Linked DNA regions of Homo sapiens: region 2 is linked to region 1. The links are chromatin loops, found by intact Hi-C in ENCODE. Cell type or tissue: MCF 10A. All regions are shown on one strand. Each heading gives the region's core, and the rest is flanking DNA. Links, peaks and the distances in the headings are about the cores only.

Region 1 (16,293 bases), core at 5,163-13,162:
TAGGGGAAAAATCATATTTAATCTAACTGAAACTATTTTGTGGACTAGATGCTAATAACATTTAGACTATTTTTGGCATGGTTATTCAATTTAAAACAAACATTCAATTTTTATTTTGATGTCATATGCATGAGACTGAGGTAATGTTTTCTTCAGGTAGAAGGAAATAACACTTTGTATATACATCACTATAATTTTGCAAGTTGGTCTTTCGAGAGGCTTTGGAAGATATAAAAGAAAAATCTCTATTTTTCTTTAACACTTTGATAAATGAGTAATTTCAGAAGAAAATGTGATTATGCATAGAGAATAAAATTCTATAAAATAGTCTGCTTTCTGTATTATCAACAGTTTGAAATAATTGGGTAAAATATGTGGCACTTTTCATTTTTACTCTATTTCTAATACAAATTGATTCAAATAATGTTATAGTATTGTTAAAAGTGCTAAATAAGTACCAATTTGGGTACAGTGCATTGTTGTTTTATGAATATCTAAACATACGAAATTCTAGTCAGAGATCATGGAAATTACTCAGAGATTATATGTAATTTGATCACAAAAGGCTACATAATAAAATAACAAAACAGAATTACATTTCAATTTTAAGGAAAGTGATAGGGATTAGAATTATTATTATATTTTAGTGTTAAAGCTAAAACAATTTCTAATTTGTTTGCAATTCTTAAATGTGATACAAGAGAAAGTACTCAGGAAAGACACCTCCAACTACATAACAGTGTGAAGATTTGGCCTACCTTAAGTATTATTAGTTCAGTGAGGGTACTGAACAAAATTTTGATATTTTTGTTACTACTATGCTTTATTATTTCTGGGCAATCTAAAGAAGAATTAACATTACAGCACTTTTTTAAAATGGAAAACAGAAAATGTACTTTATAGACACTAAAAAATTCTATTATTGCAACTTAGTTATTTTACATTCTAGTTACTTGCCTAAGATACAAGGCAGTCTAAAATTGCCAACTGATGACTGAATTAAAAATTTTTCATACAGTAAATGACTAACTCTCAGGTTTCTTTTAAGAGACACAAATCAGTAAAGGAACTGAACTAATCAGTACAAAATTAACAGGTGATACCCACTTGAAAAAATCAAATCTAATGAAAATAAAATTAGCAACAGATTCTGTTGTTTAATTATCTGTATCAGCTAGCATATACAAATGTTAAAACTTTTCAACTGAATTGCTGCATTTATAAAAATGTATGCACAACATCATATTTTAAAAGGAAACTATCATCCAACACATAACTTGGCAATTTTTTGTTAGTTAACTGTTCTACTCAAATTCGATATATTGATTTAAATATTTAAATACTTTATTTAAATCTGCATTCAAAGTATGACATTAGGAAGGTGTTGAAATAAAAATACAAAACAAAATTTATAAATTATAATATTTAATGCCATATGTTTAAAAATGTTGAAAGAATGTAATGTCTAAATTTAAAGTCTAAGCTAACAAATCTAGGAGACCCTACAAATGGGAAATATTGATTAACAATTAGGTAACATTTTGAGTACTTAAAAAAATAATTTAATAATAAAATCTAATTTATAAACGCAATTTAAATCTTTGAAAATTAAGTAAAAAAGTTATACAATATGAAGAGATGAAATTTTGCCTAAAACATAAAATAATTTAGTATTGTTTTTATTTTCTGTTTATTATATTCAACTTAAAAATTGTATTTCTTGTGTATATTTTGGAGAATCATTATTCAAGGTGGATTTTAACAAGAAAATAAAAACTTTTGCATTCATTCTTATGTTTTATATTTTTAGAGGAATATTATTGTTAATGCTTTATTTTCAAGTGGTTACTACTGGTTTTATCCAGTATGTAGGAAAGAGTTCACCAAGATGAATTTTTAAGTGTCTGTGTCTGTTTTGTATAAGCCTTGATTCCTATATTCTTCCAAGACAATTATGGTTTCTAGAGACTGTTTAAAAAGTCATTTTCAGTGAATATAATGCTGTTTCTACAAATAATTCTTTCTCTTGAACTAGAAATTATTTATCCTTAATATTAAACTAATAATTTTAGTGTCTGGCCCTTTTAACTATTATTGTTTTCAATAGCAACAACCCTAATTTACTTTTTCTTTTTTCTTTTTTTTTTTTTTTTTTTTTTTTTTTTGCCATGTAACTACCATTTCTGGCCAAAAAAAAAAAAAAAAAGTTTTTTTTACACCTGACTCTTTTCTCTCTCTTTTTCATCCTTTCCTCCCTCCTTTTCTTTCTTTCTTCCTTCTTTTCCTTTCCTTCCTTTTCCTTTCTTTTTTGTCTTCTTTTATTTTTGGAGGATAACGTTACTGAATCAAGTAGCTGTTTAGAAGGAGGAGCAAATGTTACTACCTGTAGTCAACTGGCAAGAAAAATGAAAACCTTTATCACATGAGAAGTATTTAAAGTAAACAGATTTACTCAGAGGAAGGCCTGAAAAAACATGGAGTAGAAGTTACAGTCTGGCACATAAACTTAAATCTTGTTTGGGAATTTTTTGGTGGAGTGTCTTTCTAAAATGCAGTCTGCTGATTTATTTATTTATTTTTTTAAAAAGGCTGACAGTTAATTAGCACAGAGTCTTATTACAGAAGTCTCCTCTAAAGCAGACATATTCAAGTTATACTGAGGTGATTGTCATAAAGGGGTTGTTTGCTGTGGCGCTCACAGATGGCAGAAAAGACAGCCCAGGAACGCAAACAGCCTGATAATCAAGATAGCTTTAAAATATGGGTGAGTTTTCAACTCTGATTCTGGCAGCAGTCTCTTTTCAAATATCTTGGGTTTTATGTCCAAGTGGTTTACTTTAAAGCAACGTTGTCATCAAAGGAGTCCCAGAGTCAAGAATAATTATGATAATTACCCAGAATTGCACCCCCCAATAATCATAATAATAATCCTGAATCTTAACCAAGTATAATATTGTTTGTGCAATACACTGCTACATTCAAAAAGATGAAGTGCTAGACAACTACGATTTATTCTTAACTGACAAAGTAGCTATAATTGTATGACTTTCTAGGATAATGGTTTAAACAAAAGTAAATAGTAAAAAAAAAAGTCCCCCCACCCTGCCCCCCCAGAAAAGATTGGAAAGCTTAGCTGTGTTTAGTGCCCATTGATGAAAGCAGTGTTCTCTGATCCATGCTGCTATTGTTGGTTTTAGTTTAGCTCCCTCTCAATCAATATCTAACAGGGCATGACTTAATAAGGTTTTATAATCTCCAAAAATGGTGGGGGGGAGGGTGGTTGTGGTATTGTCATTCATCAAAGGGGGCCTTTCAGGTTTCTTTGCTTTCACCTGCTGGGACCCATTTGGTCTCTTTCAAAGAGAATGCAATGACAAAATGAATGAGAAATGCTAGAATAAGAGTCCCTTATTCTACCCAATAGTATAATCAATGGGTACTTGTAATCCCTATTGTACCTCACAGAGGTAGTTGTAAGACAATTAAATCTCGCTTCTCAGGCAAATGATTTTGGTAGTTAACCTGAAACAGCCAACAATATTGAAGAGAATGAATGCATTTGAAGCAATGATGTAATGGGGTACTGCTTGGCCAGAAAAGCATGCATGTGTATTGATGTGCATATCTATATGTGTATGTTTATTTCAATACTCTATGTCCACAGTTTTCATGATTCATAGGTCCTTTGATATTACGTGGGTAAGTGGCAAGGATTTTAAACAATTTCATAATCTGCCCTTTTAATTTATATTTTAAAAGAACACAAAAATATTCTTATTTTTGCAGAATTATATACTCTAAACTGTAGTTTCATAAACAGAAAACATTTACATAGTTAACATCAGTTTGATGTGACAACCAATTTAGTTTTAATTTCATTTGCATCGGCTAAATTCAATTTCGCTTTCCCTCCTTACTGAATTGCTTGAATGTCAAAAGGAAGCTTGTAGTCTTTCGAAGAGATACTCATTTCAGCCTGCATTATTTGTTCACCTTCAGTTGTGTGGACTTCCTATTTTATTTCAAGTATAGTCTATCAGGATTCTCATGGTTTGTCCTTTTTAAGAAGGAATAAAAATGTGCCAAGTGACAAAATTGTGTAGCGCACACAAATTCTAAAAGATTCATGGAAAAAAAATTATACATTTGTTAGGAAGTCTTGTACTTATTGATAAATATTAAATACAAAATAAACGGAGCAAAGAGATTGCTGTATCAGAAACATAACATAAACATGCATTTTAGTTCAGAATAATTTAAAATTTTAATTGTTTAATAATTTGAAAATTAAAGGGCCCTGCCTTTAGTATAATTTAAATATACCTTTAATTTCTCATATCTCATTTATGTTGAAAATATCCATTTTCCTTTGCCAAAATTCTCTAAGAAGCCTCAGTTAATTATTATTTATATTTAGTCCAAGCTTTATTCCTGAGGCAAAATCCTACATTTAATTACACACACAAACATGTAATAAACATACTTTTATCTCTGGAGGTACACATTTTCTTCTCCACCTAAGGGGATTCTAATAAAGAGCTATTGATTTGGGAGATCTGTACTCCAAAAATACATTGACCCAAACATACAGATATCACAGATGTATGCTGTGCACAAAGTGTGTATGTCTTTTCATTAAGTTATGCAGACATGTAGCTTCCTTATATGTAAATAAAATCGCTCTCCATTGATGCTTGTACACCTAATTCTCTCAATTATCCTTAAATATTGAAAAGCAACTTTCAGGGAACTAGGCATGTTGCCCTATATGACTTCCAAGGCAGAAATATTGGTATCGGAATTCTACATACTTGTAGATTATTTTTTAAACCTGTTATTTTTCTATGTTTAGATCATAGAGGAATAGAAAAATCCCTTAGAAAAATAAATTGACCTAAAAAAAGATGTGTTTGCTCCGAATGCTGAGTTTAGTGAAGAGTGATGCACCTGACTCCTCTGGATACTTCCAAATGAGTCTGGCTAATTGGGGTAACCTAAGCCAATGGCCATTTGAAAGACTCGAGGTCAGGTGTTTTATTGCTGGGATAGTATTCAAAAAAATGACTGTCAGGGGTGAACGAAGAATTATGTCAAGAGCATTCAGCATTACTGCCACTAAAAAGAGAGGAGGGGAAAAACATTGTGAAGAAAAACATGTCATTTTCTAAATGAGCTAGGGGAGGAGGATAGGGCAATAATGTGGCCTTCAGCTGTTGGTTTATTAGGTTTCCATTCCCATGATCCACATCTGCGTTAGGCAGAAATAGTTTTACTTTTAATACAATTGCACTCTACTACTTTGCTTTCTTATGGAGTAAAAAATAGCTGTGAAAAACGTGCAAATGAGGTTTGTTCTGTGTGGCTGTTGTTTCCCTATCTCCTATGCTATTTTCCTGGTTCTATAGCAAATCTTAGCATTGTTGTCTGATTTGCCATGGAACAGTGAACATTGCTTTTCCTAGCCAAATCATCCAGTGTTAAATGCTATGTGATACAGATCAATAGGGCATCTACAGCTGTACAAAAAGGGCAATGTTGTTTCTATTAACAATTTTGAAAGAGAGTGTGGCCTAGTGGTTAAAGGATTAAATAGGTTGTTGAGGTTTTTGATGTCTTGAATTCTAATTCTACCTAAGCCTTTGGATTCCTGATGAAGTTGTTAGCAGATTTTTTTCATTTTGATCTGCACCAATATACTCATGGGTTATATACTTGGGGATATTATTATTGTGTGATCATTCAATAAATAATAAAAATCTGGAGGACTGATGAAGATTGGAAAAACATCTTGATGACTTCAAAAAAAATGTTGCTTTAAATATTCAATCAGATTAATTACTAATGTTATTTTTCACATAATGGTTTTGTGTTTCAGGCTGTTCCTCCATCTCGCCTGAGCCCATTTAGCAAACTGGGGTAAGGGCTTGTATTGGTTCTAGTTATCTGGATTTTCCTTAAGGAACAGGATACGTTTTGTTTCCTGTAAAGACATAACTTGTCAGTGGCATTTTAATGAACTGTAATGTAGAAAAAGTGGTTGGCTTTTTGGTGCCATTGCCAACCCCAGGTGCAAATGGTTGTTTTTGAGGATTAGCAATATACATCCCTCTTTATTTCATTTTGGGGCAGAGGCCTGTATGAGTCTGTGTGTGTGTGGTTATGTGTGCACATATGTCTATGTGAGAGAAAGAGAGAAAGAAACCGAGACAGAAGAGTTTATAGAATTGTATGTTGCTGTGGTTAACTAAAGCTAACCTTTGAAAGTAGTATAGGCCCTCCTATCGTATTTCCTGCAGAATCAGATTTCTGGATTCCAGATGATCTGAATTCTGTCTTCCTTCCTCCTTTTCCCTCTGTCTGTCTCTGTTTCTCTGTCTCTGTCTCACTTTTCTCTGTTTCTCTTTCTCTATTTCATTCTTTCTCATTCTCCCCCATCCCCAGTTCATTTCAGAAGAATGTTACATGTTTATAAACAATTCACTCAAGCAGCAAAGAGAAGAGAAGGAGGAAAGAGACATATTATTCTTGGAACAAAGACACATATTATCTTTAGTGTAATCAAATAATAGAAGTCCAACATTAATTATATTCAAATATCTGCCATTTGGTTTTAGTGCACTTTATTTTATTTTACTTTTTTATTTTATGTGTTTAATCTTGTACTCCATAAAAGTGGGAATGCAGCCCTTTGTAACTGGAGACTGGTGGAAAACTAAGCGTTCTGAGGCTGATGAGACTGCACATGGAAATGGAGATTGTGGCTATCACTTTGGTCTTATTGGTGACCCAGCCTTGGTCACAGATTAAATACTTAGGGCAGTGCATTGTGGGAAGACATTTGTGAAAACACTTGGAAAACTAGAATTAATATACTATGTTGATAAAGTTTTCTTGATTTTTGGAATAGTTGACTTAAGTTTGTGTGAAGGAATTAAATGAAATAGTCAACAATCAAGTATAATGTCTTCCCCAAATCAATGGGGGATTTAAAAAAACCATTTCTTCTATATTACTCATATTAAAGAGATATTAATTTCAGTCACATTAAGATGTTATATGCTTTCTCTGGCTTTCTTTAAAACCTCCTTATTTTCCTAATTTGTTCCAACAAGATTTTTATTTTAAAAGATGTAATTCAAACATGATATTCTGGTCTACAAAAGGGTAATTTTGCAGTTTTTAAAAGAAAGTACACTTATTTTATTAACAGTTTCCAAATTATTGGTGGGTCTCTTTTTAGTTTTTCTTAAAAATATACAATGACTTTGTAGAATCTTCACTACAGCATGAAACAAAAAATTTCTAGGTGAGAAAAACTTAAGAGCTTATTTCTGTATAATCACAACTCTGCTATTTAATGTTATTTATTATCACAGGGATCAATACTTAATTAGCTTAATGCTTAAATATTCAGCTATTTGAACATTTAATTATTAAATTATTTGATATTCAATTAACCTGGACAAATAAGCCAATCAATATTAAAAGACTTTCTCCGAACAACAAAATAAAACAAACGTTTTGTTATTTAAGTGAGATTCTGATCAATAGATTTTCTTTTATATTTTATGAATTCCGACATTACAGAGAACTAATTGACAAATGAGAATACAATGCATTACTAATAATTTCAAATACTAGTTACATCTGCTTGGTGTGACTCCAAATATAATTTGAATTTGAATTTTTCTGCTTCGCCTACTGCATCTACAAAAGCATTTACAACATTTTCTATTCTTTTTTCTCTGGTTGTTTGCATCTCTGGTTGTGTCGCAAATTTTATCAAACTCTTTGGACATACAAATACAAAAAGAACCAAAAAAGATTAGTCTATTTCACTTCTGCCCTATCACTTCTCTGCCATGAACACTTGAAAGTGTCCTGTTTACTCATTTTATGGAGTTCAGTCATTTATTCACATGGAAGTGCAAATTTAAAAAAAAATAAGTTTTAAAAAGGGTTTTTATTGAAATATTTCATTATAATCCGTTATGGAGGCAATACTCCTCTCAGCATCAGTGAGAAGCTATTGGTTTTCTGCAAGTGATCAAACAGAACTGAGTGGGCAGCTTTAGAGCACATATATACACTCCCTGGTGGATTTTCAAGCACAAAGTAACTTAATGTCCCACTGATGTTAAGCAGTCAGTTGTCACGAAAAAGCTTAGTGGCCGTTCACAACCAGCTAAAATTATATTTCTAGCAATTGTTTTAGATCTGTATATAGAATAATTGACTTCAAAATGATTAAAGTATTTGTCTTGTTTTACATTCCTTATGATCAATTGACTAACCTGTTACTATGAATTACATAGAATGTCTAAGAGGAAAAAAAATCAGCTGTGCACACATGGAGCTCCTATTTCAAGATATCTTTATCTATCTGTCTGCTTTATAGCAACACGTTGTATAATAATAGTCATGGATTTAGGGAGCTTATATCCAAAGTGAAGATTTTCATGATATCAAAGATTAGAACCAATTCAAACATAATCCAAATGACTCATTTCATCTATTAATATGACAAATTAACATGTTCTTATAAACCAGAACTACACAGGGTAAAAACAAAAATGTAACACTATGAAGCAAGTTTTGCCAAGTTGCCCATTTGTTCTCCAATATTTGCATTTTAAAGAGGTATAACTACATTATTGAATTCTTATTTTGACAAATATTTTAGTTGAATGCCCTCATAAAATCTCCGGTTTTCATAAATTCATGGATATTAGGGCTAAAAGTGTACATTAAAAATGATACATCTTGCTCTGAGACACTATACAGGAAAAAAATAACTTTTCAGAGGTGGATAAAAACTGAAAAAAAATGCTTTTAAAAATCTTTCAGTTTTTGAACTGGTATGATATTATACCAAAACTGTAAAACCCATTATACGTATAAACATAACTATATCAGTAGCATATGAAGTAAATTATGCACTTCAGTTCGCCAATGTGTAATATCATTTTTGATCATATGTAAATTTGCTATAAGAGGTTTTAAAAGGAATCTTTAAAAATATACCCCAAACTACAACAGATTTGTCATTCATGCACTGCTGAGCATAGAGGCCTAATTTTACCTTTTTGCTATTATTTTAAATTAAGGCACTTATCTGAAAGATCAAAACAGCTTTTACATTGGACACTTTGTGAAGGGAGATAGTGATAATATCTGGAGGAATATGGTAATTAGTCCTGTTGTGGAGGCACAGAGAGATGCCTCATGCATGTATTGGGAATCTGCAAAGACCAAATATAAAAGTATATCTCAAAGTTGGGAGGGTAGATTAGAAGGTGCCTAGTGATCTGGCAGAAACATTAAATAAAGCAAAAAACATTGCATTTATAAAGCAAGAACAAAGACATTTCCTTTTGCTTTGCTGGTAAAGAATATTAAAAGAGGACAACCTCCTTTTTGACAGCAGTTTTAAATCCAGCTTTTCATATTACAGTCCTTAATGAGGGACCCCACAATATCAGATGAAGAAAAACAAAGAGAATTTTTGATGAAAAAAAAATCAGGAAAAAGAGAGGGGATGACTGAGAATATGCAAACTTTGTCTGCAGTTGTTTGAGCACAGGCATAATGCTGAAGGGACTTTTTCCCTATAACTACCTATTAAGGAAGGCTGCATAACAAATAGCAGACTATCCCCTAAAGAGCTGAAAGGTAAAGTTCTCAGGAAGCCCCAGTAAATACTGAAATGATTTTTACTATTCCAAATTTAATTCGACATTTTCTTAGTGTGTGTATGGGGAGGGCGGAATACCCCCTTTGTGTCCTAAAAAGTGTCATGCAACACAGAAAGATCTCTCTGAAAGAAAACGCGTCTTACTTGACTAAACACTGAGCTCTCAGCGTGAAGAGAATAAACGCCTCAATGTTACACGCGGCCGTGTGGCAGAGCAGGTCCAATGCAGTGCTCTCACGCCATCTAGCGGCTTTGTGAGAAGTCTCTCTTCTGTGATCTCAGTGAGCCACTCCTGTTTGTATTTAAGTAGTGCCTATAATGCAAATGGAAGTGCAAATAGAAGAGAGAAATTGCCATAATTATTCAGAGAATTTGGACACAAAGTAGTTATTTTGCTTGAAAAATATAATTTTTCAGGATGAAATATTCCAGCAGTTTAAATACCCTGGCTTAAAATTTTTGGTGCCATTTTGGTTTAAGCGGAAGTGGTTTCAGAACTAGGGCCCTTCCTTTCACTTTTGTCTAATTATCTGCTACATCTCTTTCCTTTCTTCTTCTCTACTTTCCTTTATTTTCACATCATACTTTTCTTTAAAATTTCTGTTTTGATTTCAAATTTCTCAACGGCTTGAAGCTTTTTTTTTTTTTTTGCTTGTATTCATCAGGCTTTTATTTTAATAAAATGCCCCCTTTGGCATTCTAATTTGAGACAATAATAGGTAATAAAATCAAAGAACCAACTTTCTGCTTCTTGGAAACACCCAAAATAGTGCTATCCTCAGATACTCTTCCCCTACCAACCCTCAGATGTGCTGCCCTGCAAGCAGCACTTGGAATGTCAAATTGCAAAGATACTGTTTACAAGCTATTTTAGCCACTCTCAGAAATACAAGTTTCCACTGTCATCTTTGCAAAATGGCATTATACACACTATTTATATGAATAGAAAGTGTGCTTGAACTTTGCTTAATGAATCAATCTTCAACTAGTGTAAAGTCTACTTAACCAAAATGACGTTTCATTCTTTTCCTATTTGAGAGTTATTTCATAGGCCTAGGCATTCTCCCTTTTGATACCATTGAGTCACACATTTTAATATTACATTTATTATATCTACAGATGGAAACTCTTATACTCTGAAAATATAGTTTCCTTTTTGGATAATGTGAAAAATTAAATTTACGGTGTTTTCATTGAGATACCTTTTAATGATACAAAGAAGCTAATTTCTATATTTGTATAACAAACATCTGCATAGTATTAGTCATGAACCAGGATTAAAGTTTCTAAATCACCAATAAAAGGGGCTGTTGGTGGGAAACTAATAGGAATTTTGAAGACCCCATGTATTTTATTGCGTTTGGGAATCAATAAGAAATACAAGTTGCGACTTTCTCTATACATGTGGTGTTCAAAGACTGATAAATATTTTAAATCAAACATCCTTACTTGAAGGGATTTAGTAAATTAATTTAGTACTTGTTGAAGAGGTGTGCACATTTAACCTTTCAAACATTATAAGTAATATACAAGTGGAAAATAATTTTGTTTTTTTGTTTATATTAAAAATTCACTTTCAAGGATTCAATTATGAACAAACAAAAATTCATAAAATCTGAATTTAACATTTCTCTGATAAGTATGATGTTATTTGCCTTTGCTGTGTTCTTTTTGAACATTTATATTTCATCATTTAATTTAGACTATGAGCAAATATTTTAAAGTAAGGATGCTTTTTAAAAAAATGCTGAATCAGAAAGAATGTTCTTTGATTTTTCTACTTTGTACTAATTTTAGTATAAATTTTCTTAAAGAGAGGTCAAGTCTGGGTTTTCGCCTTTCAAACAACCATAGGGAAAAATTCATGTTACACAAAATGCTCATTTTTTTTTCCAATTTTTTCTTGGAATGGCAATATGAAATCTTAAACAATAAATGTTTACAGATGATATCTATATATATTCTAGTAGATCAACTGGTTGGTGATTTTTTAAAACTGATATTTTAACTATAATTTTCTTATCTGAAGACATTATCTGGTAATTTTAAAACTGTACTTTTATTACATTTTCTAATAATTATTATATATGAAATTTGATTTTATTTTCAAATGTAAAAAGAAGCTACTTATAAAATTCTAAGTAATATTGGTCCAATTTTAATTGAAATCCAGCAGTGTTTCTACCAATTTTAATGTCAATATTATTGAGAACCACATACAGCAGTGTTCCTTAAAACAATATTCAGAAAAACTTTAGAAAGCTGGAAACTTCTTTGTTGAGTAGCATGATAGTGCTTTTCTGCATTTTTTCTAAATAGGTTCACATAGACAGAAAAATAGACTTCCAAACAGTTTAAAAAATATATCTGAGTAAAATGCTACTTTTCTGATAAATTCACTACAATTATACATATTCTTTGTTTCAAAGAAAAGGAAAAAAACCTCAGGGAGGTTTTATTTCATAGAAAAAGGCATGTAGGCATCACACATTGCTGTCTGAGGACAGTGCTGCGTTTTGATTAGAACAAGAAGCTATAATTGGAGTGATAATCTTTTACACTGTTTTTAATTGTAATCAGTGCAGATGTTTGTAGCTTTATGATTAAAAAATGGTGCTTTATGATATGTATAGTTGATTTTTTAGGCCACAGGCTGCTCAACTTGGCTTATCTGAAAACTTGAATTTGATAGTCAAAAGTACTGAAAAGTGAGAAATCCACAAGTATTAAAAAACAAGCATCTACCATTTTTGATGGACTAAAATTTGTATGTTTTAATCTTACTAAGCTTATGTAGATAATTTTTTGTATCCTTTCTTCATGAAGTGAAATAAAGAAGCTCCATCTATAAGACTAAAGGAAAATTTGAATTATGATAGAAAATAGCTTTGATAAAGAAAATATTAAAGTCTTCATAATTTAAGCATGATCTCTCCCAGGATAAGATAATTTGGCTCATTCTTTAGGTGTTAGAATGAAATGCAGATGAAAACAATTCTATATAAGCATTACATTTTGCATTTCTTTCATTGTGTCTATTTTTATCTTAAGTTTCCCTGGAGATATAGATGATAGATAGATAGATAGATAGATAGATAGATAGATAGATAGATAGATAGATAGATGATAGAGATATCTGAATTTTTCAGTTTTTATTCATAATGTTTTTAATGGAATTAATAGAATTAATTAACTTTGGCATTTATATTATATACCCGGGGGAGGGTCTTTCTGTATTTTCTGGAGGAACGATTTGCAGTCTCATAAACACAAATTAAGGGAGTCCTTTCCTCCCTTTTATGTGTAGGAGTATATTTGGTGTATGGACATCTCTTAATGAATGTCATTGGTCAGGTGCTCTCTACCTAATGCTGCACTTAAAGGCAGATATTCTGGATGTTAGATCCCTTTCTTTCACTTCTCTTGGGCTGTATTTCTCTTTTAGGTTACACAGCTAGGCTGCAGCAGTATCCCATTCTGTCTGCCTCTTAAATGAAACAGAGTGGAAAACCATGCCCCCACATAGAAGCATCTGCTTTATTAAAACAATACATGTGTTCAAGACTCAACAAGGCATTCTGAATCACAGTGAAGTTTAGAAATCAGCTGATTAATTTTCTGCAAGAATCCTTGGGGGAATTTCCTTTTTTTCTTTGTATCAAAAAACACATCGATTTAAACAGCAAACATCTGATTATAAGTGGTAGAAATGTGAGTATATATGTGTAACAGCTAAGACTAAACTTGTTAATGCCTAGAAATTTATGGTAAAGAAACTTAGGAAGTATTTTACTTCTTACAGTTTTAGACCCCAAATTCCTAACATAAGAATAATATCCTGTCTTCATTACAATAGCAATATAGAAATTGATTCATTGCTAGAGTGTTCACAAATTTTACAAAGGAACTGAAAATTATTATATGGCTAATACTGATCATTTAAATAATAATAGCTGCTACTCAAAGCCATCTGCCATAATTTGTATTTTTTATTGCTCATCTTTAGAATAATCTCACAAATTAGGAAGTATTTATATTGTACACATAAGGAAACTGAGACTAACAGAATTTGGATCACTTGCCCATGGTCACCAGCTATCAAATGGCAAAATAAATTCAAATCTATGTCTGCTTCATCTTACTACACATCATTCCTCCATGCCATGCTCATCACTAATGTGAGTCAGAAACTGTCCCATGTTCTTTATGCATATCACTTGATTATAAAGCCTGTTTCTTTTCCTATATGCTTCTTAAATTGAACAAAATTTGGATGTGTAAGTAACAGTATATTTATAGTATTAACTTCTTAGCAAAAGCAGAAACAGAACTTTTATCAGATATGTCAATAATCAAAGCATTCAATTTTGGTAGAAATCAGGGGTCATGATGCTAACAAACTGGATTTAATACAATATGAAAACAAACTCTAATGGATGAATTTGGTAATTATTCTCTGACATATTCATATAATTATTCCATTTTATGGATTGTGGAATGGTGCCATTTTCCCCTTGTTCATATCTGCTGCCACTTATCTCATTTGTCTAGAGAATTTTGCACATGACTCATTCTTCTTATTACTTTAAACATAAAACACAGTAGACATGTCATGCCTTGTTTATCTCTGCCTCACCTGACCAGACTTTCTTCAAAGTCCATACAACATTCGCACTGACCTCTTGGGACTTTGTGGTAGTTTACCTCACTTGATTGGATTCCTCTGTCTTGGCACCGCTCGGCACTAATTTCTACCATATCAGTTTATACAATAAACTTGTTATTTTATTTCACATATATGCTTGATATCTTAAGTAATATCCAAAATCTTTAAAGTGGAAGCAATTTTCATTTCTTTACATTTTCCATGATATCATTCTAAGGTACCTAGCAGAATGCTCCAAAGAGGAGCTACCCTATTCAACAGTTAAGACTGAGCCAGGTGGATGGCAGCTCATCAAGTCCAGTTCCAGTCTTAGAATAATAAGCAACATGCCATTCTGTCATGTAAGTCAGTGGGCCGGCTGCGGTGGCTGACGCCTGTAATCCCAGCACTTTGGGAGGGCAAGGCGGGCAGATCAGGAGGTCAGGAGTTTGAATTAGCCTGGCGAACATGGTGAAACCCTGTCTCTACTATGGATACAAAAAATTAGCTGGGCATGGTGGCACATGCCTGTAATTCCAGCTACTCAGGAGGCTGAGGCAGGAGAATTGCTTGAACCCGGGAGGCAGAGGTTGCAGTGAACCAAGATCGTGCCATTGCACTCCAGCCTGGGTGGCAGGGCAAGACTTCATCTCAAAAAAAAAAATTAATTAAATTAAATTAAAATAAAATAAATATATAAATAAGTCAGTAAGATATTGTTAAACAAGATGAGGTCAAGACTAATTCGCACAGAATACTATTTGTTTAACATTTTCTGGGTCGGTCCGGAGTCTGATAACCTTTCCCTGGGACCCTTTCTCTGGGCACAATATTGTATTCATTTGGAAATTTTTAACCAGAGTTCATCTTAACCAGAGTTTATAGGTGAGCACAACATGAGGACCAGAATGAAAAGTTTTGCTGAAGTTACAGTACAGTATAACTGTTCCCATTCCTCCATCTTCCAGTGTTTTTAATAGAGTCTAGGAGGAAATGTTCTCAATTCAGCCACGCTTTTGTTGACTGAATATTTTCAATTTTAAGGGATTTTTGAGACAGCATACTCAAGAAATAGTTGCATATATAACTACACATTACATGGGTCAAAAAAACAGGCATAGATCGTCTAGTCTGCAGCAATAAACTGGTAGCTTCTAGGCCAGAACCCATTCTCACATATGCTTTGTTTGGCCTGCCCAGTTCTCAAAAGCAGATTTTTTCTTAATTCAAAACCCAGGGCATTTCACATTTTTAAAAAACCTTGCTTCTCATGAAAAACTAGAAGGTTTTGTAACAGTGGGTCTTCTTTCTTGCAGGATAAAATCACCTGGGACTGAACATTTGCCATTCTCTTTAGACAGGGCATACTTTCTCCAATTTGCCCAGTCCTCAGTACTTCTTAGAGAGATTTCTTCCAAGCCTACTTCAGGCATTCATTATCTGCCTTCCGTCTGTAAGCATGTAAGTGATTCCTAATTTAGTCCAAGCCCTGCATTTTAAACTATTAAAAGGAAAGCTGAGTCATTTATAGTGATGCATCCAAGCCCTGGGTGTTATCCACTGAATGATTAGATGCATCAAAATGAGTTACTTTTAGACATTTCAAAAGGTTTTTTAATATAGTAAAAGCATTCTACTATAAACTTGCACATCCGTATGTATATAATATAATTACTCAGATCAACTATAATATGATTTATTATACAAACTATCTTCCATATCACACTTTTCTAAAGGTTGGATAACAAAATGTGTAATATGTGTTTTCACTAGACACAAGATGTTCTGTGTATATAAGAGAAGCAAACAAAGAGTTTCAATGTAGACAGTTCTGCCTGGCCGAGAGAATTGGTTTCTCAAGCATATGGATGGATCCCTTTCTTCCTTGTTGTCTTTCTGTGAGTTGATGCTGGAGTGTCTGATGGTGAGGAAGGATCAGTGCCTGAGAGATATG
Region 2 (16,293 bases), core at 142-8,141, 940 kb before region 1:
AAGCTCACTTTCTCAGGATTGTTTAACATTTCTACATCATCAAATATGTACATACCTTTATACTAGATTGTAGTTCTAATAAACTAGAATTGCGGACTATGCTACTTCAGAGCATTCGTGGAATACTTATTTTTGGTTTATAGTATATTCCTTTTAAATTAGAATTATCGCTGATGCTTTATCTCCCCTCCCCTCAAAATTAAAAATATCTATAATAACGATAATCCTAATAGAATATTTTGGAAATTGAAAATGTTTATTCTATTTACCATTTGATAATTTCTAAATTTAATATTTTCCCTTGTTGTTTTATTCTTTAATCTAGAGTACTCTCTGAGTAGTGCAGACCTGTCATCTCTGTCTGGGTTTAACACCGCCAGCGCTCTTCACCTTGGTTCAGTAACTGGCTGGCAACAGCAACACCTACATAACATGCCACCATCTGCCCTCAGTCAGTTGGGGTAAGCAATATTATTTTTTATAATATAATTTTAGAATGTATTTTGAAAAACAAATGACAGTCTCTAAATATGTGCTTCAATATCCCATTAACGGGTATAAAACTCTACTTTATTGAAATCCAAGTGTAATTTTCAGATCAATACTTTTCAAGTAGCTTAAATCTTATATACCTGTTTTTTAAGAGGACAGCGAGCTCTGTAATAATGAGGTAAATTCTTTCCTTATTGTTTTAGGCTACATTTGTTTCCACTTCTATCAGTGATATAATTTTTATTTAGTTTTCACACAGTTCATTTGGGACATAAGAAGGCATTTATAGTATAAGCTTAGATATTTGAGAATTTTTCTTTTTTCACATAAACCATATGGTTTATGCTAATGTTAACCTAATACACATAGGAACAACTAGTCAATTGATACACAGGCTTCATGTATTTATAATGTACTCATAGTATAGTTGTATACTTATAGATATTTTAAGAAATATATGTATATAATACTAACTAGTACATATAATACTAATTACCTAAATTTGGATATAAAAATAATTTTTGTTTTATGTAGTCAGAGGATGTATCTTTCTGCCCCCTTGTGGTAGTTTTCAGATATGTCTTTATCATAGAAATGACTCTTGTCATTTATCTATGGAAACGTTCAAACCTTTAAAAAGCTCTGAATTCACAATTCACACTATTTCATATAAAACAAATCATTTTTTTAAAAAAGCTTAAAACGTTAACTGAAAGCCTGACTGTAAATTTAATAAGTCCAAAATTGCAATTAATCTTCAAAAGAAAATACCAGGAGGATATAAAATATTTAAAGATAACAAGCTTTTATATTTTAAAAATATTCTGTCTGCCTAGCCCACTTTTACTTTTCTGCTTAGCCATTTGTTATCGTTAATCACTTAGCTGTATTAGTTAACTAGTTATATATCCATATGTCTAAGGAGACAGTGAGAATAAAACACTGATTAGTATAAAAGTCACTGATTTATACCACAACTTTGTGTCTCTTATGTTTGCTGGTGCCCTCTCTCCCCCCACCCACTAGCTTTCACATGATAGTGATTTAGCATATATTAGTGATCTGATTATGAAATATTCACCCGTACACTGTTTGCTTATGTTCATCCTACCCGCTAATCACTGTCATTGAAAATCTAACCTTTCATTTAAATAGTAAGATAAATTCACGTGATACTGTTGGTCAGCTTTCTTGAAAGATAGTTAACTTTGAAGATACATTACATATTGATCAGCGCAGAGTTTTATCTTTTTAGGACACTTAAATTTTCTCTGGAATGTTAACTATTCAAGTAGACATTAACTGTGGGAACTTCTTCAGGTAATTATCACCAAGCACATAATTCCATCCAGGCAACTAAAAAATATGTACATGTATACATATTTTGTACAAAGTATCAACTGCTATGGCTTAGCAGGGAATCCACTGAACATGATTCTTGTCAAAAATAAACATAACTGCTTATTTCCCATTTTTTTCACAAAATTCATCCATTATAGGGCTAGATTTCCCTAAAAGTTATCAATGTCAAAAGCCATATTATTTTCTCTGAATGTGGCTTTTTTTTGTTTTCAATAGTACCTGATAATTTATATTTTTACATATAAACACATATTTATTTACATATTTTAGCTGTACTACAATTTTAAAACTCTTTTCTATTACAAGGAAGAATCTAATTCTCTGCTGCCTCTAATAGAGGTTTCAGAAAATGAGAAAGGAGGGACAGCCTTAGACAGAAAGGAACTGAATTACAACAGCCAAAGGTTAAGCATTTTGTTCAGCTCCCGGTTCCTTTCAACACTTAATTTCGTTGTGCTTAATTTGACTCTTAGTTTTCTCTGTGAGTTTTAATTGCACTTAATCACTTCCCTTACCCCTCAAATCAATGGAATGACCCTTCCAGTCCTTCCACTGTTGGCCCTTCTCTCTCTCTGCTTCACACACACTCTTTTCTCCCTCTCACAATCACACACAGAGTAGCTTTTTGAAAGGAGGTTCCTTCACATGGACTACCTCATATTCACACGATTAAATGTTAAACTGTTTTTTTAAAAAATCCCAAGCTGCAATACTTATGTAAAGTAATTCACATGAGCATCCTTAATTCTTTACAGTGTAAATCAATTTAAAAAGAATTGATACATTTTCCAGGCCAAAGTTGTCGCAGAGATTTGTGTTGCGGGCTCACATTCTTTTGGCTAGAGACAATGTTCATAGCAGAGTGGAATATATTTCAGCTCCACCAAAGTAGATATTCCCAGCAGCCCAAGATGGTTACCACAATTCTTTCTCAAAATTGCAAAACCATAAACAGAGTTCTTCATATTTTGTCCATGGAAAAAAAGTTCATTTTGTCCTTTGGAGCTTTAAGTCTTCAAAGCTATACTTTTAAAACCTAGTATCTGATTTTATCTAACCAAGCTAAGTAAGCAACACAAATTTATTTGCTATAGGGAGAGAGATGGCTGACAGAGGAACTTGCCATCAAGAGTTAATGAAAGTCCTTTGAATACTAATATTTGATTTAGTGTAACACTAAGTTTTAGTGTTTTTCTAAACCACCACCTATAAAAAGGGCAGCCTGTTTTCTGGAAGCATTTCCATACGTCAACTTTGTTGATGTGGGTGTTCAGTACATACTGAGAGAGATAACTCTGAGTAGAGATGACTTATAAAAGGTTAGGTTAAATATAGTTTGATAGTCTAATTTCCAGGCGGAGGCAGTAAAAATTTTGAATAAAACTATCCAGTCATGTTTGATTTCTGAACAATTATGGGAAAGGGTAGGAGTTTTCCCAATTCAAAAGCATCTGTAATAGATGAAAATTTGCATAGAGGACTTGATATGGGTAACTTGCATATCTGGCTTCTATCTCCCCACCCACCTCTTTATCACCCACCCACACATATGCAGTATTTCACAATTATCAGGGTCTATAATTATTCGTGTCTATATTTTGTTCTCAAGTAGACCAACATGCTTATATCTGAACCTAGCATATATGCAGTTAAGTTATTTTAATGCTACTTTTTTCTTTTCAAGAAAATACTTCTTTGTTAACAGAGACTAGCCATTCTATTTTATATCCTATGTCACAGTATAATGAAGCTGAATCTAAGATATCACTTGCATTTTACTACTGTGGATTTAGTCCCCAGAACTACTCAAAATGCTTCATGTATGTTTTCAGTGTCAAATGAAATTCCACCAAAAGATAAATTTAAGCTAGTCTGTTTGTAGGAAGGGATAACCAATAATTGTTACATCTTTCATGGGGAAGATACACAGCTAAACCTATACAGGCCAGTTAACATAGGAAGATGATGCAAAGAGGTGAATAATGCAGCTTCCAAAAACTGTATTAAAGAAACAGAATTTTGGTTATATTATTTTTCCCTTACCTTGTCTAGATTAACTGCTTAGACTGTCCAACTCACCAATTTTTTCTTCTAATTTTCTATGTCACCCTCCCTGTGAAGACATAATCTGTATGTCAAAGAGCAAGCAAAAGTATTTATTGACATATCACTTTTTATTTTCAGACTCCTAATTCATATTCATTATTAAATAGTTGTGTGATTCATAGCAGAAGCATTTAATTAAATTTTAGTGAAATGGTCTTTCTTAGAGCCAGGAAAATTCTTTATTCCAGAAATCAAAAGACGATTTCCTCAAACATCAGAATGAATCACTAAGTAACTTTGAACCAAGATAAAATAGTCTACCATTATGAATCCTTTTGAAATACAGGTGTTCCCTCTCCCCATTTTAACAAGGCTTATTTAATTAAAACTTTTGGAAAATTAGTAAACTGATAGACTATAAATTAATAAGCTACAAATAAATAGCTCCAAATATAAACAGGTGTTTGAAAATTATATACAGTCAGTGTAGTTTCTTGATATAAATGCTAACACTGCTTTGATTATATAAGATCATAAAAGCTAGAGAAAGAGACGCTTATTAAGGAAACAAATAATTCTCCTTTATATTATTCTCTACATTAGCTCATCTATTTATTAATAGGAGAAGGAAAGTAATTCTTTGCCAGTAGGTGGTGCTTTTGTACAAAACATCACTCAAAGATAAACTCGTTTCTGACTAATTTTATATCACTATACATCTTGAGTTTGTATTGCATCTCCCAAAAAGCCAGCCCCAAGTTACTTCACTTTTTTTCTGAAATATATACTTTTTCTCTCAGTGGTCATAATGACATTGTTAGTGCCAACTAATTCTCTCCACTGGAAAGCAGCATAATTACATACATTAGTAAGTAGGCTTGCTTTCCTTTGTTTAAAATGGGTGTGTCTGTATGGATAATTCTTCACTTGGATTCTTCCTCAGTAAAAGAGAGTACCATGCTCTTTTGACAATATAGTCAAGTAATCCTGACTCTAGCTCTGGAAGTCAGTGTAATTAGTGTAAGAAGAGTAAAAGCATCTTAAAATTGATGCGAGCAATGCCACTATGGTTTATCCTGATCAAAGTCATTGTGATTGCTAATCTACACTTAAGGGCTTAATACTTTTTTCCTCTAGAATTCCAAGTTTCTAAATTTTCCCAGATTTTGGAAAAAGGAAAAATTATTCTCTCTGGGAATATATGAGGATTAAGGATTATAAACACAGTAAAATCACACTACATCCTTCTTGGCAACAAGCTTTCCTTAGGCAACACCAGATTCATCAACTAATGCCAATGATAAATAAGAGGAGTGGTAGCCTAAGAACCGCACGCATCAGGGAGTGACTAACATTAATAAAATTGAGGTCATTGTGGAACACAAAGTATTTTCATCTCATGTAACTGCAAAAGGATGAAGAAAGTCAAATTATCAGTTTTAATGGAGTAGAAAGTCTTAAGTGTTTGAAAACCAACGTTTAAACTTTCTGCAGATAATTTTCAATTTCCCTCCCCCTTTCCATTTTTTCCACCTCCAAAGCTTTTTACCAGATACAGTTATTGTGCAGCATTTGAGTTCTAGTCATTTAAAATTTAACTCCCTTCACTTTCTCTGAAGACTATGTGATTCCATCTGTATGTGCTTATTAATTGGAGGCAAATATTTATATTGATAATAAGCTTTTAAAAATAATATTCAAACACAAGCATTAGTAAATCAAGGAAGTCTAATTCCAGAGCTAAACACTGTATCTAAATGCTTAGAAATTTAATTTTTAGAACTAGTCTAGGGATAGAGTCCATGAACACAGAAAATGCTTTTTCCATTGTGTCTTAAACCTTTCTGAAATGGTAACCTATATGTTTAGGGAGCCTCTCGGAGACTAGAGATATAATTCATGAGGCCTGGACCAGTTAAATGCTGTAATTACTACCGGGCAAATCAACAAAGGCATCCTAAATCGCCCTGAGAAGGCGATGCCCTTATGTGCTTCCAAGCACGTTTTCTTCACTCTGGGCATGCTCTGGTGTCTATGCGAGTCTTTAAGCTGATGTTTGATTTAATTGTGAGTTCCTGGGGCCTCCAGGCCTCCTTCATCTGTAACTGGGTTTCCTTTCCTCCTACAGAGCTTGCACTAGCACTCATTTATCTCAGAGTTCAAATCTCTCCCTGCCTTCTACTCAAAGCCTCAACATCAAGTCAGAACCTGTTTCTCCTCCTAGAGACCGTACCACCACCCCTTCGAGATACCCACAACACACGCGCCACGAGGCGGGGAGATCTCCTGTTGACAGCTTGAGCAGCTGTAGCAGTTCGTACGACGGGAGCGACCGAGAGGATCACCGGAACGAATTCCACTCCCCCATTGGACTCACCAGACCTTCGCCGGACGAAAGGGAAAGTCCCTCAGTCAAGCGCATGCGACTTTCTGAAGGATGGGCAACATGATCAGATTATTACTTACTAGTTTTTTTTTTTTTCTTGCAGTGTGTGTGTGTGCTATACCTTAATGGGGAAGGGGGGTCGATATGCATTATATGTGCCGTGTGTGGAAAAAAAAAAAGTCAGGTACTCTGTTTTGTAAAAGTACTTTTAAATTGCCTCAGTGATACAGTATAAAGATAAACAGAAATGCTGAGATAAGCTTAGCACTTGAGTTGTACAACAGAACACTTGTACAAAATAGATTTTAAGGCTAACTTCTTTTCACTGTTGTGCTCCTTTGCAAAATGTATGTTACAATAGATAGTGTCATGTTGCAGGTTCAACGTTATTTACATGTAAATAGACAAAAGGAAACATTTGCCAAAAGCGGCAGATCTTTACTGAAAGAGAGAGCAGCTGTTATGCAACATATAGAAAAATGTATAGATGCTTGGACAGACCCGGTAATGGGTGGCCATTGGTAAATGTTAGGAACACACCAGGTCACCTGACATCCCAAGAATGCTCACAAACCTGCAGGCATATCATTGGCGTATGGCACTCATTAAAAAGGATCAGAGACCATTAAAAGAGGACCATACCTATTAAAAAAAAATGTGGAGTTGGAGGGCTAACATATTTAATTAAATAAATAAATAAATCTGGGTCTGCATCTCTTATTAAATAAAAATATAAAAATATGTACATTACATTTTGCTTATTTTCATATAAAAGGTAAGACAGAGTTTGCAAAGCATTTGTGGCTTTTTGTAGTTTACTTAAGCCAAAATGTGTTTTTTTCCCCTTGATAGCTTCGCTAATATTTTAAACAGTCCTGTAAAAAACCAAAAAGGACTTTTTGTATAGAAAGCACTACCCTAAGCCATGAAGAACTCCATGCTTTGCTAACCAAGATAACTGTTTTCTCTTTGTAGAAGTTTTGTTTTTGAAATGTGTATTTCTAATTATATAAAATATTAAGAATCTTTTAAAAAAATCTGTGAAATTAACATGCTTGTGTATAGCTTTCTAATATATATAATATTATGGTAATAGCAGAAGTTTTGTTATCTTAATAGCGGGAGGGGGGTATATTTGTGCAGTTGCACATTTGAGTAACTATTTTCTTTCTGTTTTCTTTTACTCTGCTTACATTTTATAAGTTTAAGGTCAGCTGTCAAAAGGATAACCTGTGGGGTTAGAACATATCACATTGCAACACCCTAAATTGTTTTTAATACATTAGCAATCTATTGGGTCAACTGACATCCATTGTATATACTAGTTTCTTTCATGCTATTTTTATTTTGTTTTTTGCATTTTTATCAAATGCAGGGCCCCTTTCTGATCTCACCATTTCACCATGCATCTTGGAATTCAGTAAGTGCATATCCTAACTTGCCCATATTCTAAATCATCTGGTTGGTTTTCAGCCTAGAATTTGATACGCTTTTTAGAAATATGCCCAGAATAGAAAAGCTATGTTGGGGCACATGTCCTGCAAATATGGCCCTAGAAACAAGTGATATGGAATTTACTTGGTGAATAAGTTATAAATTCCCACAGAAGAAAAATGTGAAAGACTGGGTGCTAGACAAGAAGGAAGCAGGTAAAGGGATAGTTGCTTTGTCATCCGTTTTTAATTATTTTAACTGACCCTTGACAATCTTGTCAGCAATATAGGACTGTTGAACAATCCCGGTGTGTCAGGACCCCCAAATGTCACTTCTGCATAAAGCATGTATGTCATCTATTTTTTCTTCAATAAAGAGATTTAATAGCCATTTCAAGAAATCCCATAAAGAACCTCTCTATGTCCCTTTTTTTAATTTAAAAAAAATGACTCTTGTCTAATATTCGTCTATAAGGGATTAATTTTCAGACCCTTTAATAAGTGAGTGCCATAAGAAAGTCAATATATATTGTTTAAAAGATATTTCAGTCTAGGAAAGATTTTCCTTCTCTTGGAATGTGAAGATCTGTCGATTCATCTCCAATCATATGCATTGACATACACAGCAAAGAAGATATAGGCAGTAATATCAACACTGCTATATCATGTGTAGGACATTTCTTATCCATTTTTTCTCTTTTACTTGCATAGTTGCTATGTGTTTCTCATTGTAAAAGGCTGCCGCTGGGTGGCAGAAGCCAAGAGACCTTATTAACTAGGCTATATTTTTCTTAACTTGATCTGAAATCCACAATTAGACCACAATGCACCTTTGGTTGTATCCATAAAGGATGCTAGCCTGCCTTGTACTAATGTTTTATATATTAAAAAAAAAAAATCTATCAACCATTTCATATATATCCCACTACTCAAGGTATCCATGGAACATGAAAGAATAACATTTATGCAGAGGAAAAACAAAAACATCCCTGAAAATATACACACTCATACACACACACGCACAGGGGAATAAAATAAGAAAATCATTTTCCTCACCATAGACTTGATCCCATCCTTACAACCCATCCTTCTAACTTGATGTGTATAAAATATGCAAACATTTCACAAATGTTCTTTGTCATTTCAAAATACTTTAGTATATCAATATCAGTAGATACCAGTGGGTGGGAAAGGGTCATTACATGAAAATATGAAGAAATAGCCATATTAGTTTTTTAACCTGCAATTTGCCTCAGCAACAAAGAAAAAGTGAATTTTTAATGCTGAAGATAAAGTAAGCTAAAGTACCAGCAGAAGCCTTGGCTATTTATAGCAGTTCTGACAATAGTTTTATAAGAACATGAAGAGAACAGAATCACTTGAAAATGGATGCCAGTCATCTCTTGTTCCCACTACTGAATTCTTATAAAGTGGTGGCAAGATAGGGAAGGGATAATCTGAGAATTTTTAAAAGATGATTTAATGAGAAGAAGCACAATTTTGATTTTGATGAGTCACTTTCTGTAAACAATCTTGGTCTATCTTTACCCTTATACCTTATCTGTAATTTACCATTTATTGTATTTGCAAAGCTAGTATGGTTTTTAATCACAGTAAATCCTTTGTATTCCAGACTTTAGGGCAGAGCCCTGAGGGAGTATTATTTTACATAACCCGTCCTAGAGTAACATTTTAGGCAACATTCTTCATTGCAAGTAAAAGATCCATAAGTGGCATTTTACACGGCTGCGAGTATTGTTATATCTAATCCTATTTTAAAAGATTTTTGGTAATATGAAGCTTGAATACTGGTAACAGTGATGCAATATACGCAAGCTGCACAACCTGTATATTGTATGCATTGCTGCGTGGAGGCTGTTTATTTCAACCTTTTTAAAAATTGTGTTTTTTAGTAAAATGGCTTATTTTTTCCCAAAGGTGGAATTTAGCATTTTGTAATGATGAATATAAAAATACCTGTCATCCCCAGATCATTTAAAAGTTAACTAAAGTGAGAATGAAAAAACAAAATTCCAAGACACTTTTTAAAAGAATGTCTGCCCTCACACACTTTTATGGATTTGTTTTTCTTACATACCCATCTTTTAACTTAGAGATAGCATTTTTTGCCCTCTTTATTTTGTTGTTTGTTTCTCCAGAGAGTAAACGCTTTGTAGTTCTTTCTTTAAAAAACATTTTTTTTAAAGAAGAAGAAGCCACTTGAACCCTCAATAAAGGCTGTTGCCTAAGCATGGCATACTTCATCTGTTCTCATTTGTGCCATCTGCCGTGATGTCGTCACTTTTATGGCGTTAATTTCCTGCCACTACAGATCTTTTGAAGATTGCTGGAATACTGGTGTCTGTTAGAATGCTTCAGACTACAGATGTAATTAAAGGCTTTTCTTAATATGTTTTAACCAAAGATGTGGAGCAATCCAAGCCACATATCTTCTACATCAAATTTTTCCATTTTGGTTATTTTCATAATCTGGTATTGCATTTTGCCTTCCCTGTTCATACCTCAAATTGATTCATACCTCAGTTTAATTCAGAGAGGTCAGTTAAGTGACGGATTCTGTTGTGGTTTGAATGCAGTACCAGTGTTCTCTTCGAGCAAAGTAGACCTGGGTCACTGTAGGCATAGGACTTGGATTGCTTCAGATGGTTTGCTGTATCATTTTTCTTCTTTTTCTTTTCCTGGGGACTTGTTTCCATTAAATGAGAGTAATTAAAATCGCTTGTAAATGAGGGCATACAAGCATTTGCAACAAATATTCAAATAGAGGCTCACAGCGGCATAAGCTGGACTTTGTCGCCACTAGATGACAAGATGTTATAACTAAGTTAAACCACATCTGTGTATCTCAAGGGACTTAATTCAGCTGTCTGTAGTGAATAAAAGTGGGAAATTTTCAAAAGTTTCTCCTGCTGGAAATAAGGTATAATTTGTATTTTGCAGACAATTCAGTAAAGTTACTGGCTTTCTTAGTGATGCAGTGTCCGTGGTGCATTTTTTTAAATTAATGTTTTGCTGTTTAAATTTATTCAATTTTATTGTGTTTTTTAAAAAGCAGCTTATGCCACAAGCACAAATGAGCTTTCTCAGTTTTCAACTCAAAATATTATATGAAAAGATGGATATGTGTGTCTGTGTGGGAGGGGTGTGAATTGGATGACGGTTCTTAGGGTATTACAGAATTCAGCCAGTGGTGGAAGTCTAAGGTTCTTATTGAATGGTTCAACTTCTTTATCAAAGAAGTTCCATGAAGATCTTTGATAACCTGTTTAAATGTACAGAATTTTTCAAAAGCCACTGTGAAAAGCAGTACCATAAGTTATTTTTTAACTAAAATCTGTAGAAAGTGTTTCCAAAAGAGTTCCTTTTTTCTTCTTCGAAGTAATTTCTAAAAGTTGAAAACATAGGCTTATAAATCTGAATAAATTAGTGAATTCATACATTTTAGAGACTATCAAATATATCCATTATTAACATTCAATAATAATCTCTAAAGGGGAATGTCCTTAAAAAGATTGATAGAAAGATTAATTTAAAAACTGAAAAGGAAAACAAGACACCACCAGTTAGCCAGCTGGAGAACTTGGACTTTTGCATTAGTAGTGATATCTGCTCCAAAAAGAATGCAGTTCGAGGAAATGTTGCATGTGGCTTCAAAATAGCAGTGCTTTCTGCTTTGTTCTCTTGTATTCATTTTCAGCAAACATGTATTAAGCAATTATTATATGTAACTCATGTGGTGATTCCAGGATGAATGAAGTTGTAGCCCTTTCTCTTAGGAAACTTATAAACTAATAGGAGATAAAAGGCATTCTCAGGGAAGTCTACAAAGTGCTATGAGGGAGCCACTTTGGCCATCCTGGGGCAGAGCAGACCAGAGGCTCAGAGCATGGACACTTCCTCATCCACCCAGCAGAAGCCTTTCACTTGATTTTGAAGGTGGGCAGGATTGAGAAAGGCCCAGAAGGGGATGAGTTCAAAGCTGTTTGTGGGCATGTGACCCCTGCAGTCACATATGGCCCTAGCTTGTGTTTCGTTTAGTGTTCTGCTATCATTATCCTGATAATATCCTGATAATAAAATTATCCTTAATAATTTTATATTTGAGTTTGAATGTTGTAAGCAAAGTCCTGTAGGACAATAGAGCATGTGCCTGAACAGAAGAGATACACAGGAAAAAGTGAACTGTTTTATATTTTAGTACCTTTAACAGAGAGAACCTTTTATTTCACTTTTTCAACAAGGACTTCCACATTTTCATTCTGCACTGGGCCCTGGAATCATGACACCATCCCTGGATGTGGGCATTTCACAGGGAAGAAATAGTAGATACAAAGGTACAGAGATGGGAAAGCAAGAGACAAACTTACAGGAATTGTGGGCCTTTCTATTTACGTAAAGTGTAGCCGTGTGTAGGGGAGCAGTGAGACAAGACTGGAAGAGTTAGTTTGCCTCTGATTATATAATCGCAAATTTAAAAGAGTTAGGTTTAAGCAAGTAATTGAAAGATTTAGGAGAGAGAAAATTGTCAGAATTCAGTAAATGGTTAGATTAATGGTAGGAGTGGTGATAGATAAGGAATTGTTAAAGTTTACAGTTTTAGGCTTAAATGATTAGGATCCTAGTAATGTCCAAACTGGAAATTGAGAGGTCACTGCTTTGTGAGGAAGGTAGTCACTTCAGTTTTCAGTATGTTGAGTTAGAATATGAGAAAGTTGTAAATAAGGACTTAAACTCAGGATTCAGTTAATGCTGGCCTGATTTGGATGTGTGGGTGTTTTTTTTTTCTTTCAATTATGTTTGAAAGTCTGGATTAAATAGAGATACTGAATTTGGCAAGGGAACCCTATTCAGAACAGAGCATCTGAATTTTCATCTTGTGATTTGAGAAAACCCTTTTTCCATTTTGTTTGCATATTTCTATGGCATCTTTCCTATGTGTTATCCTTGCAGACTGACTTCTAAACAAGATCCAGTGATGAAGGAGTAAAGCCAAGTTCACTTCCCTACTGTGCATATCCCTTGGATTCCAACTGTCCGAATTGCCTGAAAGCAAATATCTCCATCACCAGAAATGAGGCTGCTCTTTAACCTCTCCTGTCCTAAGCATGGCCTCCTTCCTGGGAACTTTTGTTAAGAGTTAGAATTAGGAAAACATGGGAAAATGGTCATTGTTTCTGGCCTTAAAGTAGTTTCTGATCTTATCAATAACCTTGGCTGCCAAATCATCAGCTTCATCTCTTACTCAGTCTGGATTGCTTCAGACTGGAGGAAGAACTTCCAGCCCTCATATACCCATGTTTAGTAGCCAACTTCTAGAAAGGATGCTCACCCTTTGAATCTGGCAACTCAGTACAAGGACCAGACTGAAATGGGAGGAAACATGAATTACTAGTGGGACAATTCTGCATGGAATAGAAAGTAGTTAGGAGAGCACTTTGCTCAAACACTCCAGGGCCAGAAATGTACGGGCCTTGGTAGTTTCCTTGACACGCTCCACCAAGGGAGAGCCAATGCCTGGGAGGTTGCAATGGTAGGGGTAACCTGAGGAAACAGACGTTGAAGTTGGCCTGTGAGTGGGGGCAAGACACTAACAGTTCCTTCACTACAATGGACTTGACCTACATGATCTTATTTAACCTACTTGATGACACTGTGACAAGGGTGCAGTTTTTTTGAGAGGTCTTGGTTAATAATTAAACCAACAATGCCCCTTACAAGCTAAGTAACATTTGTCAACTTACTTATTCCCTCTAAGCACTGATTTTCTCCAAGTCACAGAGTTTATCACTAACTCAGAGGGTTGCTGAGGCTCCATTAAAACTTGATAGGTGCTAATCACTGAAAAGATTGGGAGCCCTACTCTCCCACAAGTTACTCAAAGTAAACACAAGCCTACTCTGTAAAATAATGGTAAAAGAAGTCAACAAAGTTCTGATTTTTCCTATGATGACCACAGTATGCTATTTTATTTCTTTAGGAATATCACGTTCCCAAAAGATAATTTGGTAGGATCCTACTTTACTAATGCTCAAAGCACCTACTCCACTTACAGAGAAAGCCGAGCTGTGCAGGTATTCATCCCAAAGCTTCACACTACTAGTGCTAAATATATCAAAACACAGGCTTTTCTAGAAGTGATAGTTACAGAAACAATTACTTTCTTCAAACATTTATTCCAGAAATATTCTATATGATATACTCGTTTATTTTTACAAATGAGAGAGCCGTGTTTGGAAATGCAAACCTATGTGTATGCAAAAGCTTATATGTGTAATATTCATGATTAAAGTCTTAGGGAAGGTCCCTATCCCTGCAGGAGTGCTTAAGTAAATTGTGGTACATCCTCCCAATTGAATCCTATGTAACCATTTTTTGAAAAACACAAAACAAACTAAAGCCTCTATGTACTGATATAGAAAACTCCATAACATATCATTAGGTAAAAAGCAATAACAGAGCAGTGTATAGAGTAAGCTACCTTTCAGGTAAGAAAAGGAGGAGACCAAAACAATAAGTTTTCTTAAATTTGCATAAAGAAACCCTAGAAGAACACACAAAGAAATGAAAATACAGCCGGGCATGGTGGCTCACACCTGTAATCCCAGCACTTTGGGAGGCCAAGGCAGGTGGATCACCTGAGCTCGGGAGTTTGAGACCAGCCTGGCCAACATGGGGAAACCCCGTCTCCACTAAAAATAAAAAAAAAACAAAATTGGCTGGTGTGGTGGCATGCCTGTAATCTGAGCTACTCGGGAGGCTGAGGCAGGAGAATTGCTTGAACCCAGGAGGCAGAAGTTGCAGTGAGCCGAGATTATGCCACCGCACTCCAGCCTGGGTGACAGAGCGAGACTCCATCTAAAAAAAATTAAAAATAAAAAACTTAAAAAAAAAAAGAAATGAAGAAAGTAGTTACTAACATGGCAAGGGGTTGGGGAAAGAGGTGAATGAGAGGAAAGATTTAACAACACATATTTTTAAATATTGTTTTTATTTTTGAGCTATATGATATGCCACTTATTTTTTTTAAGATTTTAGTTTGAAAAAAAGGCTTCCCCCCAAAAGCAAATGCCACACACTGAATAGATTTACAGGGAACTCTCCTCTAATGAAGCAGCCTTTGGAAAGAAAATGCCAGTGTGTAGAGCAAACCTCAGGACTGATAGGCTCGCCTCTAGGATTCTCCAGGCACAGATGGCCTCAGCTGTCAGTTCTGGATGACACGACCACAACCTTAAGGTTAGCAGTTTGCTTCTCTATTGACTACACTAACTGGCCAAAGAGCCTTACTTAAGCAAGCAGTTTTCTATAATTAAATCACAAATATTAATTTAGAATTCATCCTATAAGGTTTAATTTACTCTGCCTAGTTAATAATCAGTTTATCCTATCAGCCATCTAATATTAAGACTATAAATCTAGAGATCTTGGCTGAATTTCCGTTGCTTCCTTGCTCATTGCCATTGTAACCTGCTCCCCTATGACCAACCCAGCTATAGTATTAGAACACAGAAAGCATGTCATTCTTACCAACTCCTGTGTCCATAACAATCAGCTGAAATTGCATGGAGACTATGTTACTTTTTGGTACTTTCAAATTCATCAGCTAAATTTCCAAGTAAGATTTGGGAGGCTGAAAATAATATTTTTCACTATTTTCCATCTTTTCATTCTTCCCATTTACTATCCTGGTTTATGTGCTTTGCATGTGAAAAAGATTATTTGAGCAAATCAAAAAACATTTTCTTTACTTTAGAGTTCTACTGGCAATAAAAGAATAATGCTTTCCCTCATGAACATGTACAATTGTTATTTATCAATTGAAATAATTTTTTTTCAAAAATAAAGAATAATACTTTCTGGCCAGAAGTGATAGCTTACACCCTGTAATCCCAATGGTTTGGGAGGCTGAGGTGAGCAGATCACTTGAGCCCAGGAGTTTAAGACCAGCCTGAACAACATAGTGAGATGCCTGTCCTACAAAAAAATTTAAAAATTAGCCTGTCATGGTGGTGCACACCTATAGTCATAGCTATTCTGGAGGCTGAGGCAAAAGGGTCACTGGAGCCCAGGAGTTAAAGGTTATAGTGAGCTATGATTGCACTATTGCACTCCAGCCTGGGGGACACAGCAAGACCCTGTAGCTATAAGAGAGAGAGAGACAGAATAATAGTTTCTTCTATCTCTCTCCTGAATCCCCCAACCAGTAATGATATTTGTCCTTTGAGTTTAATAACTACGAAATAACTCAGAAAAATGATTTTTGTCTTCTAACCAATGTGTCCTCTCCAGAGTCCACTTTAAATATACTGACAATACAAAGACATACACAACAGCCCTTCCTCACCTACCTTGATAAAGCCCAGTTTTCTTCCTGCCTTTTTAATAATGCATTTTGTAGACTCTGAGAATAGAAGAGAGAGTTCCTATGAAATATAAAATCAAGAAACAGGAGACATGATACATTGAACTTCTGTATTTTAAAAATTATGTATGACTAGTTATTAGATAAACCAGAATGTAACTAATTTCAGTGCTAATTGTGATAACAATTAT

What was found. A loop is a pair of places that touch in the nucleus more often than their neighbours do. Peaks named below come from ENCODE experiments on the same cell type or tissue, not always from the same donor. Only the 100,000 strongest peaks of a DNase experiment are listed, where the experiment ranks them.
Region 2: it touches region 1 in a loop (17-fold over the local background); 18 of 110 quality-filtered maps call a loop at or near these places.

What each region holds. Positions count from the first base shown.
Region 1 is chr5:87,774,964-87,791,256 of GRCh38, reverse strand. No RefSeq gene overlaps it. Among named protein-coding and RNA genes, the nearest start is that of LINC02144, 50 kb to the right of the region's middle. RefSeq lists enhancers at 2,677-3,423, 2,322-4,062, 3,424-4,170. In MCF 10A, for the core only: a CTCF peak has its summit at 9,933 (motif pointing left); a DNase peak (open chromatin) is centred at 9,916.
Region 2 is chr5:88,712,661-88,728,953 of GRCh38, reverse strand. It overlaps MEF2C (myocyte enhancer factor 2C), which reads left to right. Exons shown (of 11, transcript NM_002397.5): 10 at 326-461; 11 at 6,029-11,837. The coding sequence ends at 6,350. MEF2C-AS2 (MEF2C antisense RNA 2) reads right to left here. Exons shown (of 4, transcript NR_146284.1): 3 at 16,089-16,163; 4 at 6,123-6,330. Among named protein-coding and RNA genes, the nearest start is that of GSCAR, 24 kb to the right of the region's middle. In MCF 10A, for the core only: CTCF peaks have their summits at 818, 1,034 (motif pointing left) and 4,545 (motif pointing right); no DNase peak of the experiment used is centred there.